Regions from separate parts of the Homo sapiens genome. Here regions 1 and 2 are each linked to region 3. Evidence: chromatin contacts called from ENCODE Hi-C or POLR2A ChIA-PET data. All regions are on one chromosome and are shown on one strand. Each heading gives the region's core, a stretch centred on a gene start or an enhancer-like site at or near the end of the contact. The rest is flanking DNA. Distances are from core to core; before and after follow the strand shown.

Evidence for each region. A loop is a pair of places that touch in the nucleus more often than their neighbours do. ChIA-PET counts read pairs that join two places held with the same protein, here RNA polymerase II (POLR2A). Pooled maps may share reads with other maps.
Region 1: a loop to region 3 is called in a map of heart left ventricle, with 9 times the contacts of the local background. The contact joins two enhancer-like sites. A Hi-C loop is called at or near these places in 5 of 168 maps with a recorded cell type or tissue (HL-60/S4, PC-3, ascending aorta and 1 more) and 3 of 50 pooled maps. POLR2A ChIA-PET finds 5 or more read pairs at or near these places in 6 of 52 experiments (B cell, Caco-2, Panc1 and 3 more).
Region 2: a map of A673 shows a loop between it and region 3 (4-fold over the local background). The contact joins the promoter of PIAS3 here to the enhancer-like site in region 3. A Hi-C loop is called at or near these places in 2 of 168 maps with a recorded cell type or tissue (A673 and Caki2) and 2 of 50 pooled maps. POLR2A ChIA-PET finds 5 or more read pairs at or near these places in 5 of 52 experiments (GM12878, H1, PC-9 and 2 more).

The regions. Positions count from the first base shown.
Region 1 is chr1:145,749,199-145,753,883 of GRCh38, reverse strand. RNF115 (ring finger protein 115) reads left to right here. Exons shown (of 9, transcript NM_014455.4): 5 at 835-906; 6 at 2,374-2,446; 7 at 3,384-3,477. Among named protein-coding and RNA genes, the nearest start is that of CD160, 32 kb to the right of the region's middle. Within about 2 kb of position 2,108, at least 5 of the 41 ENCODE cell types and tissues checked have a DNase peak (open chromatin) inside an H3K27ac peak, as active enhancers do.
Region 2 is chr1:145,856,715-145,861,111 of GRCh38, reverse strand. PIAS3 (protein inhibitor of activated STAT 3) reads left to right here and starts at 2,031. Exons shown (of 14, transcript NM_006099.3): 1 at 2,031-2,145; 2 at 4,106-4,397. The coding sequence starts at 2,122. RefSeq lists silencers at 1,225-1,434, 1,905-1,994.
Region 3 is chr1:145,798,880-145,803,592 of GRCh38, reverse strand. The region is part of intron 1 of RNF115 (ring finger protein 115); the gene reads left to right. Among named protein-coding and RNA genes, the nearest start is that of RNF115, 23 kb to the left of the region's middle. Within about 2 kb of position 2,477, at least 2 of the 41 ENCODE cell types and tissues checked have a DNase peak (open chromatin) inside an H3K27ac peak, as active enhancers do.

The DNA of each region.
Region 1 (4,685 bases), core at 859-3,358, 49 kb after region 3:
TTAGCCGGGTGTGGTGGCAGGTGCCTATAATCCCAGCTACTCGGGAGGCTAAGGCAGGAGAATTGCCTGAACCTGGGAGGCAGAGGTTGCAGTGAGCCGAGATCGCTCCACTGCACTCCAGCCTGGGCGGCAGAGCGAGACTCTGTCTCAAAAAAGAAAAAAAATTGCATATCATCCAGAACACAGAAGATCCAGTGAAACAATTTCTTCAGGTTTTTCTTTTGCTGAGGCATCACTCCAGTATCTCTTTGGGTAACAAAGACTCATTCGTGTAAAGAACTGTGTACCTGTGCCATCTTAAGTATTCAGAGTGACAAATGCTAAGCATGTGTGTGTTTATATGTGTTTGTGTTATAATCATCTGAAACAACCTTAACATAGAATTATTGCTTAAACTTTTTTTTAAAGGACTCTTTAAATGATATCTTATTCAGAAACCCAATGTGTACAACATACAAAAATGGAACTACCCTTGTTAAAGGGAGGTGGGTCCAGAGTTCCACTGGCTCGGCATCCCTTTTAACCCTTCCTTATGTTGATGTCAGATATTCAGGGAACATAGTTTGAAAAACTATACCATACCATCAGATCCCTTTCCAGCTTAATTCACAAAAATCTATTAATCTGTAAGATAGCAGAGCTCAGGAAGATAGCCATAATAGCAAAATAGCACACCGCTGTGTGGCAGGCTGATTTCTGATGCTGTCTCTTGTGTACTAGCCAATGAAAAGCCATTTTGGTTTAGGGAATTAGTTGGTGATTAGGCAGCCATGGATATCTGTAGAGTACTTTTCATTAGTCTGTTGTCTTATCTAATTTTTTCTTCTGTAACAGAATACTACAACACATCTTTGCAGGATTCTTTGCAAATTCTGCCATTCCTGGATCTCCACACCCTTTTTCCTGGTAAGTAACTAATTGTTTTCTATCTTACTCTATTGGAGTGACATATTTTAGGTGCTGTCATTTCTGTGCAGTAGAGAAAAAGAGCTGCATAGGCCGGGTGCGGTGGCTCATGCCTCTAATCCCAGCACTTTGGGAGGCCGAGGCTGGCGGATCACGAGGTCAGGAGATCGAGGCCATCCTGGCTAACATGGTGAAACCCCGTCTCTACTAAAAATATAAAAAATTAGCCAGGCGTGGTGGCATGCTTCTGTAGTCCCAGCTACTCGGAGGCTGAGGCAGGAGAATCACTTGAACCCGGGAGGTGGAGGTTGCAGTGAGCCGAGATCGCGCCACTGTACTCCAGCTTGGGCGACAGAAAGAGACCCTGTCTCAAAAAAAAAAAAAAAAAAAAAGAGCTGCATAGGTGAGTATGTAGATGTAACTGGAGGCTGCTACACTGCCATTATCTGCTAAGCCCAAACTTAATCAGAACTTTTTTTTTTATTATTATTCAGGCTCAGGAAGGCCGTCCTGGTCCCCCAGGATGTTTGGGTGCTAGAAATGTCTTGATTCCTTTTATATTCAGGTCTGAGAGTTGTATTGAGGTAGAGAATGAGATGGTCCCTGCCAGGCTTGGTATCTGATTTGTGGGTTTCCCCAGTAGACTACACAGGAATATTTTACTCCTTAAGAATTTCTGAAATTGAAAACATTATGCTGAACTTCATTTTTTTCAAAGTAAGAGGATTTGTCAGAAGAAACAATAGGCTGTAATTCAGTATCAGAGTGACACTTATGTATGATGGGATTAAAGATGGAATTTCTTCTTGTCTGAGAAATTATTTGCTGCTTCTAACTGTGGCCCAGAAGGTTTCTTTGCTCAAAGGAACCTCAGTCCTTTTAGGACCTCTGTCATCCAGTAGTCTGGACCTCTGCTGGTAGTGTACCAGCAGCTCTGAGGGAAAATAAAAAAAAACGGTGTTGCCAAGTCCCTTTTATAATTGCTCTAAGTTGTGATTCAGAGAGACTGCTATGGCTGCTTCTCTACTTGAAAGCTCCTCATTGTCCAGAACTGTGGGCGGCCTCTTATAATGAGGGATGTTTGCTGTAGATTTTGACCAGTCATGAAGGGAAAACTCTCCTTAAAAAGCAGCTCCATCTGTGTTTAATATCAGTGGGCACAGAAAACACAAATTTTTGAAACCAACAGGCAATGAGTCACTCTTTTTGTTCTGGCGTGTCATGTGGTACTTTAGGTAGCTTCACATTTTATGTTCTAGTTAAGTAAAATTCTTAGAGAATGAGGTACTATCTCTGGATAGTCTGTTTGATCTTGAAAATGTACAGAATTCTTTGCCTCTTGATCCTGGAGGACTAGTGACTTTCCAGCTCTGAGAGAGAACAGGATCCCTCTGCCAATTTTTTTCTGTGGTGTAAGGCAGAGCCTGGTCACTCCATCTAATGCTGTCTATCTCATCTCACGTATAGGAGCGGGATGCTGCACTCCAACCCTGGGGACTATGCCTGGGGTCAGACAGGGCTTGATGCCATTGTAACCCAGGTGAGGAGCTGCCTTTTGAGGGTGTCTGTTCAGTGTGTCTCATGGTTCCACAGGCTTCCTGCTTTCCTTCTGCTACTTTCTGAAATGGCAGTCACTCTGCTTTCTCTAATATTTTGAGCTTTGGGGTTTCCATTTTACTAAAGGGATGAATGATTTATGGGGTTAGCTCAGCATCCATGCACTTCCTAGGTCTGAGGGAATTTCTAGAAGATGGTTTCACCTCCATAGGAAGAAAAGACTTCTATAACAAATAGTATTTTGTATTTTTGTCTCTCTTGCTCAGTTCTATAAGGATTCTATTAACAAATATTTCACAAAAAAAGGAGGGTTTCCTCACATGTTGAAGCAGGGATTTCTGCTAGATGGAGCAAAGTAGGGGAAGGAAGCAGAGAAAAAAGTATTCCCATGCCATGTATAATTGCTTCCACTTGTTTATGTTCATTTTAATTTGATTGGTTTTTCATTTCCGTTGTGGATTTCTGAGACTAGAAAGCATGTCCTTTATATTCAGTCGTCTTATAGGCAGTAATTTACCTATTTCTTGGCTCACGTTATGCTACTTTTCATACTCTCGCTTTTTTCTTCTTCCAGAAGATGAAGCTTTTGGACCAGTTACATTTTACTTTTTATTAAGCTATAGTTTTACTCGTGACACCACAACCCTTTTGCTGCCTCTGAAGTTGCTTTATGCCTAGAGGTGGGCCTTGCAATCATGGGTTTGTCTGTAGGCTTATACGAACGTCACTCTGAAATTGTAAAGCAATTATGAGTGTTCTGGCAGCAGGAAAGGGGAAACCCAAGCCTCTCAGAGCCTTGCAGAAGTAAGAGTAACTAACATACCTAATGTCTGCACTGTTTGTTCTCAGCTGGAGCAGTTCCCTCTCCAGGGATATTGCGATGTCTGCCACTTCGTCTTTTTCTTTCTCTTTTTTTGTAGCTTTTAGGACAACTGGAAAACACAGGCCCTCCCCCAGCTGACAAGGAAAAGATCACATCTCTTCCAACAGTGACAGTAACTCAGGAACAAGTTGGTAGGTTCATTTTTATACTTATTCTGTCATCTTCTGATCTCGGTTCAAAATCCCGGTATCTTCTGACAGGTGAAAAGTTTAAAAAGTGAACAAAATAAAAAGACAAAAAAATAAGAAAAAAAATCCCAATACCTTCCTATATTAAGGACCTTTAAGTGAAGCTATAGCCCTCTAAAATTCCTATCTGGGTGCCAAATCTGGAAAGTTCCTACCCCTTTATTAGGTTAGTCAGTTGGTATTTCCTGAGCAATTATGTCTCTTTTTTAGGTGCCATTGGGAATAAAGAGGTACAAAGATAGATAAGAATTGATTGTAACAAGTTGAAGAAAAACTGATCAAATGATTAAAAACTGTGTTGGACACATGATACTGACATTGGGGAAAGGAGAAGAAAAAAATAGGCTGGGAGTTTGTTTCAAATCTACTTTGTGTCAGGTACAGTTAGGTATCTTAGTCATAGATACTATTTTATTTGTAAGCACTGGAGGAATTTAGTGACAAGGGACAGCATTTTGGTCTGGGAGTTTCTGTTCCCATCAGTTCGGGTTTAGAGTTAGAGATTTTAAAGACAAGGTGGGCTATCTTAGGTCATTCTATTTAAGGAAAAGTATGAACTAATATACGTGGTGTGTGAGTCAGGTAAAGTGGTCTTTAGGGAAGATTAGTCTAGGGGCAGTGTGTGAAACATTGGAAGTGAGAGAGAGCAGAAACAGGGATTTTAGAGTGTTGCAGCAGTCCAGATGAGGTTCAGTTGATGGTGACAATGCTAACAGAAAGGAAAGGATTCAGAAGATCATTTTGGAGAAATGCTTTCCTCACTCATTGCATAATGGGATGAAGAAGGGGAAAGAGTCAAAGAGAATTCTGAGATTTCACAGCTTTGTAACTATAAACATGGTGCTGCCATCTTAAGGGACAGGGAAATAGTGAATGGACCCTGGTTTGGGTAAGGAGATGAGGTGATGTTTTACATTTTTTAATTTGTTGATTTTTGAGGTGCCAGCTGAGAATCCAAGTGAAGAGGAGCTGGGGATTGCTGTGGAGCTGGTTTGAGGGAAAACTAAGTTGTAGCAAAGTATAGGATATATTTGGAGGGTTAAGACCGTGGAATTTGGGATACTAGCTGGGAGGCTGTTGCAGCAGACTAGGCATGAGAAGTAAAAGAATTAGGGCTAAGGTGATAGGAATGGAGAGTAAGGAGTGAATCT
Region 2 (4,397 bases), core at 782-3,281, 58 kb before region 3:
AGCAGCAAGGAAAGAACCTGAGTGTTAGGAGAGGGTGGCATCTTCCCTAGGGACAAAAACCACAAAGTAACTGGGCCTAGTTCCAGTTCAACTGGCACCTTCAATCTTTGGCCTGGGTAGGGTCTTATGAGGAGGATTATACTGAAGGCTTAAGCTAAATAAAAGGATTTTTCCTATTTATTAAAGCCCTTTTTTGGTGTGCTGATTATAGGTTTAACATGTCTTGTCTCTGCTGCTAGACTGTGAACTCCTGCAAGGCTTTTATGTCCTCAGCACCTAATGATCCCTGATAAGCACTCAAATATTTATTGAACAAATTGCAGCCAACTATAAAATGCTGTGAGTTTCTCAGTATGTAGTGCGGGTACATTTCCCTTAAGTTGGTATTTTCTGGGTCAGGCGCGGCGGCTCACGCCTGTAATCCCAGCACTTTGGGAGGCCAAGGTGAGGCGGGCGCATCACGAGGTCAGGAGTTTGAGACCAGCCTGGCCAATATGGTGAAACCCTGTCTCCACTAAAAATACAAAATTAGCCGGGCGTGGTGACGCAGGCCTGTAATCTCAGCTATTCGGGAGGCTGAGGTAGGAGAATTGCTTGAACCCGGGGGGCGGAGGTTGCAGTGAGCCAAGTCGCGCCACTGCACTCCAGCCTGGGTGACAGAGTGAGACTTGGTCCCCCCCCAAAAAAATAAAAAAATAGGTATTTCCATGGATACAGAAACAGATTTAATTTGGTGCCTGCATGTGAGTGATCAGCTTGGTTGGGATGGGGCCTCTGGAGGGTCCAAGGCTTTGGAGGAAGGAGAGTGGGTAGGCAGTTCAGAGAGGGACAGAAAGATCCCTTTTGTGGGTAAGAAAACCCCTCTGTTCATCTTCAGCTACACCAAAGGTATGGGGGCTCTGGTGGAGGTATTCTGCACGTGTATCTAGGGTAGTTACTGTTAGGTACACTTTGGATTCAGTACCCCAGGCTTTGCCCTAGGGAGGGACAGTTGTCATTTCAAGGAAGACTGCTTTATACTGTCAGATACCTGGTTCACACCGGCTTAGCAGCAGTGTGCCACCACCCCAATCCCATACGTAAGCGTTGAGGGGTCACAGAGGTAGTGAGAATGATGGGATCCAAGGATCTCGTCTCTCCAGATCCACTCACACCAGGAGTTAATCTCTCCAACGTCGAGCTCTGAGTCCCTCCCTCTCTCGCCCGAGCTCCGCCCCCCTTCCCTCTTGGCGGTCCTGGCGGGCTTCCCCTGGAGGGGGCGGCCCCAGCCCGAGCGCTAGGCCGGGCGGAGCTCCGGCCCGGGCGGAGCCGCGGCCGCCGCGTCCGGCTGCTGGACCGAACTTCTGCCGTGCGGACAGCAGGAGCAGCGCCGAGCCCCATTCCCCCACCTCTCCAGCTCGCCCTCTGAGCCTCCCGAGCCCTCTCTCCATTTCCCACAATTGTGCTGGTAAGTCCCGCTCCCCGCACCAAACTTTTTTTTGCTGCCGAGTTTGAGTCCTACGATCGGACCACGAGCTGCACTGTAGTTGGTGTATGGGGGAGGAGGAGAGGGTGAATTACTGAATGCCGACTCCACGGCTTCCCTAAGACGGATCAGCGCTCGCCCATTTCCCGAGTTGGAAGACCTCTCGATTTTAGTTGATTAAACTTATGCAGAGATGGAGATGAGGGTTTGCGCTCCAACTTCGCTACCCCCTCCCCCATTTCTCTGAGCTCTAGCAGTTCCCGATACTTTCCCTCCATCTTTCAAGTATCTTTGGCTCCCTAAAAGCTTGTCCCCTCCCAACTCTGCCGTGGCAAAGCCCCCCTCCACCAGGCACTTCGGGCCCGCCTCCTCCCCGTTGCCCTAGGGACCCCGCGATCTTGGGGGCCATACACTCCCTCCGGGGCTACGCGTCCTGCCAACCGGCCGCAGACGTGTAGCTGCTGGGTCGGCTGTGGAGGGAGGGGCTCAGGCTGGGGCTTGTCCGAAGCCAGGCGGGCGGGGCCGGGAAGGGGAGGTATAGGGGGCCGGACTGGGCGGAGCAGGCGGCATTTGCGGCCGGCGCCAGGGTGGAGAGTTGTGCGCCGGTCCCTGGGCCTGAGCTCCGGCTCCGGCTGGGGCGCCTGCGATGTCTCAAGATGGCGGAGCTGGGCGAATTAAAGGTACCGGCCCCCTCCCCCCATCCCCATCTGGACTCAGCCCGGCGGTACGCCGTGTCCGGGAAGCGACCGAGACTGGGTGCCGGGGCTCGGGTGGGCGCCGACGACGTGGCAGGCACGAGCTGCTGAGGATGGGAGAGAAGTAGCTGAGAGCGAGGAAGGGGCTGCGGCGGGGCTCCGGGGGCGGGGCTGCGGGGCAGATGTAGGGGTGGGGCCGAGGGGAATTGCAGCTGTTGGGGGCTGAGGCGCAGGGGGCGGGGACGAGGGGTAGAAGTCGGATTTAGTAGTAGGGGCGGTTGTTGGGGTAGGGCCAGGGGGAAAAGGTGCTGTAGAGGCACTGGGGGCGAGTCGATCAAGGCCAAGAGATGCAACAGTAGGGGGCACATGCAGGGATGGGACCGCGGGGCAGACGTAGGGGAGGCTCCGGGGGAAAGGCAGCTGAGAGGATAGGGTCTTTGGGGCTACTCTCGGGATCCGAGCTTTGGGAAATACCAGTAGGCTGCTGAGATGCAGGGGGCGGGGCTGTGCGGGCCGATACCTCGAGGGGTGGGGCAGAAGCATCCTGGAGGCTCAGAGGAAGGTCCTGCCGTAGTGAATCGCGGTGTTTGGGAAGAGGCAGAGGCATGTGAAACTATGGGATAGAAAGGTGGGAAGTTATAGGGGAAGCTAATGGAGAAAAAAAGACAGGACAGAGGAGATAAGGATGGGGAGAAAGAGGAGCAAGTTTCTCATCACATTCCATAAAAGGGGTCCAAGACAAAGCCTCCTATGAGAAGAATTGTGTAGGGCTAGCAAGCCCTGCACATGACAGGATCTCCTAGAGATTCACAGAAGGGAGTCTTCTAAGGAGAGCGCTCCCCTCCTGCTACATAGAGTTTGGAGGGTGACCACATCTGAGGACATCTCATAGAACCTCAAACTACCGAGTTCATCCGCCTGCCTCCTGGTTTTCTTCTGCCCTTTGAAATGGGAGCTATGGTCCTGGGAAGGCTGGAGGTCTAGCCACTGGGCCCAGCTACCTTCAGGGGATTTGCGATTCTGTGCCCTGACTCAGAGGCTTTTCCTTCATCCACCCAGGGTCTCTGTTTAGAGCTCTGCCCTCTCCTCTTCCACCCCTATAGGGGGGCGCTGTAAGTTGTAGAGGAGTATTAATTTCTCTGTGTAGGAGAGATGCCAGATTATGGTTCCTGGCAGATAGAGTAAACAGGCAGGATACTTGGACTCAGTGATTCACTGTTAATCTCCCCGACCCAAGTTTTGGTCCTGTTTCCCTTCCAGAAAAATAGGACTAAGTTGTGGGGAGGGGGTGGTTATATAAACGATTCCAAGAAAGGATCTGGGGAAGTTATGAGCATTGAACCCTGACCTGAAAACCCTGGCCACAGAAGCTTCAGAGGCTTGGGGGAAATAGCTGAGGTGAATTAAGGTGGTTGGGAGGGGTGGGCTGAAGGGCACAATCCTCCAGCCACCTAGCCCCTTTCTTCCCGTGGGGCTGTCTGGCTTGAATCCTCTTGTCTCTCCCTCCTTCTCCCTGTCTCCTATCCTGTTCCCAGGAGGCTGGGATGGGTTTGAGAGTCTGAGAAAGGGCAAGAGAGGAGATAAGCAGCTTAAAGCAGAGTCCAGGGATGGAGGCGGGAGGCTGCATGGACTCGGAGGTGTGTCTGAGGGTGGCTTGCTGTCTGCCATTCCCTGCCCCACTCTGGCTGCTTCCAGGCCTGGGGAAATAGTGTTGCTCAAGCTCGGGGGTGGTGGTGATGATGCTGACCTGATGGTTGCTAAAGTGGGACTGAGATGTCCCTTTGGATAGGTCGACTACCTGGCAGTAATCCACTAGCTGCGAAGCATCATCTTTCCCATCAGTGCTGGAGAGAAAGGCACTGCCCACCTGGTAGCTCAGCCCATGTCTTGGCAGGGCAGGCCTGTGCAAGGGAGGATGCTCAAGCTTCTCTGTTTTTCTCCACAGCACATGGTGATGAGTTTCCGGGTGTCTGAGCTCCAGGTGCTTCTTGGCTTTGCTGGCCGGAACAAGAGTGGACGGAAGCACGAGCTCCTGGCCAAGGCTCTGCACCTCCTGAAGTCCAGCTGTGCCCCTAGTGTCCAGATGAAGATCAAAGAGCTTTACCGACGACGCTTTCCCCGGAAGACCCTGGGGCCCTCTGATCTCTCCCTTCTCTCTTTGCCCCCTGGCACCTCTCCTGTAGGCTCCCCTGGTCCTCTAGCTCCCATTCCCCCAACGCTGTTGGCCCCTGGCACCC
Region 3 (4,713 bases), core at 1,228-3,727:
AATGTGGTGAAACCCATCTCTACTAAAAATACAAAAATTAGCTGGGCATAATGGCGGGCACCTGTATTCCCACCTACTGGGAAGCTGAGGTGGGAGAATTGCTTCAGCCTGGGAGGCAGAGTTTGCAGTGAGCCAAGATCACGCCACTGCATTCCAGCCTGGGCAACAGAGTGAGACTCAGTCTCAAAATAAATAAATAAATAAAGGTTGTGAATGTGAATGTTACTATTCTTAGGGGGATGAAACCATAAATCAAGGTAGTTTTATTGGCCTGGAACTGAATCACAGCCCTTCAAACAGTATTTAAATTGTATAGGTATCCTTGTGTAACACTGAAACTGTGGCCTATTGTTTTCCTTTTTAGTAAACTGATTTTCTTTATTAATAGCCAAGTGAACAATTGCTTACAACTCCTTGAGCTCAGAGAACTAATTTCAAAATGTTTAGACTGGAAACTTTCTCTTTCTTGTAATGAATGAGAGGTATGTCTTCCTTAATTTCTTGAAGGAGAGTTGAGAGAAAGAAGTCAGTGAGGACAGTATTTGTACTCTAGAAAGAGATTTTCACAGAGACCTTGAGGATAATGGTGGAACTGGGAACAGAACTCAGAAGTTCTGTTGTCTTTGTTTTGGGGTTCACTTGATGCTTTTGAAAAGGGAGGAGGATGTATAACCTGGCTTGAAAAGGGAACCAGTCTCTTTGACCTAGTGACGAGACTTAGCATCAGAGTAAAAGTATAGTGGGTACTGGCCTAGGAGCTGTGATGTGTGGCAAACATTTTGTGTTCTTAATCCTTCTAATTAGAAATTTCTGACTGTCTTGCCATGTGATACTCAAAGAGAGTATAAACAATAGAATGTGACTAACTTAAAATTGTGGCTGTCAGACTAGACAGAAAATGGGCTTCTTTTTTTTGACACTTTAATCACCATTGGAACTTCTGTTTTAGATAAAATAAACACTTTAAGTTGATAACGAAGAGGTAGAAAAACATAGCTGTGAAATTAGGAAAAAAGTAGTAAGTCTTTATATTACATTTGATGTACTGAATAAGTATTGGATACAAACTTGTATAGGTTTCAAGAGTATTTAAATTTCACATTATGTGACCTGATATAAATAGGTCTGAATTTGTAGCTCCTTGTCCTCTAAGGTGTCACGTATTGTGATAACTAATCCTTTGAAATACGGGAGGCAAAAGAAATAATGCATTAAAACCACCCTTTTCCTTTCCTTCCTATATTTCTAGTGCTTTGTGTCCTCTTGGGCTGTTCTTTTAAGTGGGTAAGCATCAGGGCTAAGCTATGCTTAGGGAGTTGTTCTCGATTCAGAACCTGCCACTGAGTATCTTCACTAGAGTTGTTTACAGTAATCTTTTAGAGCCTAGGGGGAAAGCAGCTTAGTTTGGTGGAAACAGTTGGGTTCCTGTTTCCAGTGATTCTAGGTAAGTAACTTAGGTTTTTTGTTATGCTTTTCTTTTACAGATGGGATGATAGAAATGACTCGGCTGGGCGTGGTGGCTCACGCCTGTAATCCCAGCACTTTGGGAGGCTAACATGAGAGGATTGCTTGAGCTCAGGAGTTCGAGACTAGCTTGGGCAACATGGCAAAACTCCGTCTCTACAAAAAATATAAAAATTAGCTGGGCGTAATGGTATACACCTGTAGTCCCAGCTACTCGGGAGGCTGAGGTGGGAGAATCTCTGGAGCCTGGGAGGCAGAGGTTGCAGTGAGCCGAGATGGTGCCACTGCACTCCAGCCTGGGCAACAGAGCGAGACCCTGTCTCAGTTTAAAAAAAAAGAGAGAAATGAGTTACTGAATTAGAAATGAGTTACTGAAAAAGAGAGAAATGAGTTACTGAGGGGTAAGATTTTGTGACTGCATACATTGGAAATATTTTGGGGAGAGGTTTGTTGTGAAGACTTGACGTATTAATAGGTAAGCGTAGGATAGATTTCCATAGTGCCTGACATATAATTGGCATTTGATTATTATTCTTGATTTAGTGTTCCTCCCTTTAAAAGCATAGTTATTTTCTTTCTTTCTTTCTTTTTTTTTGACATGGAGTCTCACTCTTTCACTCACTGCAACCTCTGCCTCCTGGGTTCAAGCAATTCTCCTGCCTCAGCCTGCACAGTAGCTGGGATTACAGGCATGTGCCACCACGCCTGGCTAATTTTTGTATTTTTAGTAGAGACGGGGTTTTGCCATGTTGGGCCAGGCTCGAACTCCTGGCCTCAAGTGATCCTCCCTCCGTGGCCTTCCAAAGTGCTGAGATTATAGGCTGAGCCACTGTGCCTGGCCTAAAAGCATAGTTATTTTCAATCAGCATGGTATAATGAAAAGAAGATGGAATTTTGGATTCAAGAAAGACCAAGGTTTAAAGCTCCTTTTCTTTTTCTTTTTTTTTGAGACGGAGTCTTGCTGTGCGCTCTGCGCTGTGCCCAGGCTGGAGTGCGGTGTCGTAATCTTGGCTCACTGCAAGCCCTGCCTCTTGGGTTCATGCCATTCTCCTGCCTCAGCCTCTTGAGTAGCTGGGACTACAGGCTCCCAACACCACGCCCAGCTAATTTTTATGTATTTTTAGTAGAGATGGGGTTTCACCGTGTTAGCCAGGATGGTCTCGATCTCCTGACTTTGTGATCTGCCCGCCTTGGCCCTCCCAAAGTGCTGGGATTACAGGCATGAGCCACTGCGCCCGTCCTAAAGCTCCTTTTCATCCCTTGGGCAATGTTCTGATTTTCTATTATTGCCTAACAAGTCTATCCAAAATGTAGTGGCTTAATACAATAACTTATTATTATCTCTCATGTTTCTGTGGATTGACAGGGTTCAGCTGGACACTTCTCCCCTTAAGGTCTTTCATGTGGTTGTGGTCAGATAGTACCTGGAGATGGGGCCATCTGAAGACTCTGCCCTAGGCTGGATCCAAGATGGTGTTTTCCTTTTACTTGTCTGATGTCTCAGTGCTCTTTGAGATGGCCTCTTTATCCAGCAGAGTAGTCTAAACTTATGTGGCTGCTCAGGGTTCCAAGAGTTAGGAAGTAGAAGTTGCCAGGCAGTTAAGGGCTTTGGAACTGGCATAGTATTGTATCTATTAAAGAAGTCACAGGGCCTCCCAGATTCAAGGGGCTTGAGAAATAAACTGCATGTCTTTAAAGGGAGTGGGAAGGTCACATTGCAGAAGAATATATGGGCTGAGAGGTCTTATTGGGGCTGTCTCTGGAAGGCCATCTGGGCACAATTTTTTTTCATTTTCTTGTTTGTAAAATAGCAATAACAATATTTACCTCACAGAGTGGTTAAGTGGAATAGCACAGTGTCAAGCACATCATGTGTTTAGTAAATATAAGTAGACTTCCCCCCTTAATTCTCTAATGTAACAAATTACTTCTGATCTACTTTTATTTTAAATGGCCGCAAGTTTGCTCAGTATATGGTTTGGTTAACTGTTTCTTCACCCGACTATGTTTCTCAGACTGTTGTAACTTAAAACAAACTTTATCATGGAAAATTTCAAACACATCAAAGTAAAGAGAATACCACATTAACAGAATAAGGGACAAAAACTGCATCATCATCTCAATTCATGCAGAAAAAGCATTTGATAGATCCAGCATACTTTCATGATAAAAACACTCAACTAGGAATAGAAGGAAACTCAGCATATCAAAGTGTATTTATGAAAAGCCCACAGTGGCTGGGCCTGTTGGCTTATGCCTGTAATTCCAGCACTCTGGGAGGCCAAGGTGGGAGGATCACTTGAGTCCAGGAGTTTGAGACCAGCCTGGGCAACAAAGTGAGACCTAATCTCTGCAAAAAATAAACACAATTAGCCAGGCATGGTGATGTACGCCTATAGTCCTAGCTACTTGGGACGCTTTGGTGGGAGGATTGGTTGAGTCTGCAGTGAGCAAAGATCGTACCATATCACTTCAGAATGGGCAACAGAGCAAGACCCTTCCCACCCTCACCCACCCCCTCCCCCCAACAAAAAAAAGCCCACAGTGAACATCTCATTCAGTGGTGAAAGACCGAAAGCTTTCCCCCTAACATCAGGAACATGGCAAAGATGCCCATTCTTGCCACTGCTATTTCAACATAGTATTAAGAGTCCTGGCCAGAGCCAATTTAGGCAAGAAAAAGAAAAGCACCCAAATTAGAAAGGAAGAAGTAAAATTATCTCTGTTCACAGATGATATGATCTTATTTGTTGAAAACCCGGAAGCTGGCTGCAGTGGCTCATGCCTGTAATCCCAGCACTTTGGGAGGCCGAGGCAGGCGGATCACGAGGTCAAGAGATCGAGACCATCCTGGCCAACATGGTGAAACCCCGTCTTTACTAAAAATACAAAAATTAGCTGGGCATGATGGCAGGCATTTGTAGTCCCAGCTACTCGGGAGGCTGAGGCAGGAGATTTGCTTGAACCCAGGAGGCAGAGGTTGCAGTGAGCCGAGATTGCGCCACTGCACCCCAGCCTGGTGACAGAGCGACACTCCATCTAAAAAAAAAAAAAAAGAAAACCCTAAACATTCCACAAAAAACCCTGTTATAACTAATAAATGAATTCAGCAAAGTTGCAGGATACAAAATCAACACACAAAAATTAGTTATGTTTCCATACACAGTGAACAACTTGAAAAATTAAGAAAACAATTCCATTAACAGTAGCATCAGAAAGAATGAAAGTTAGGAATGACCCTAACCAAAG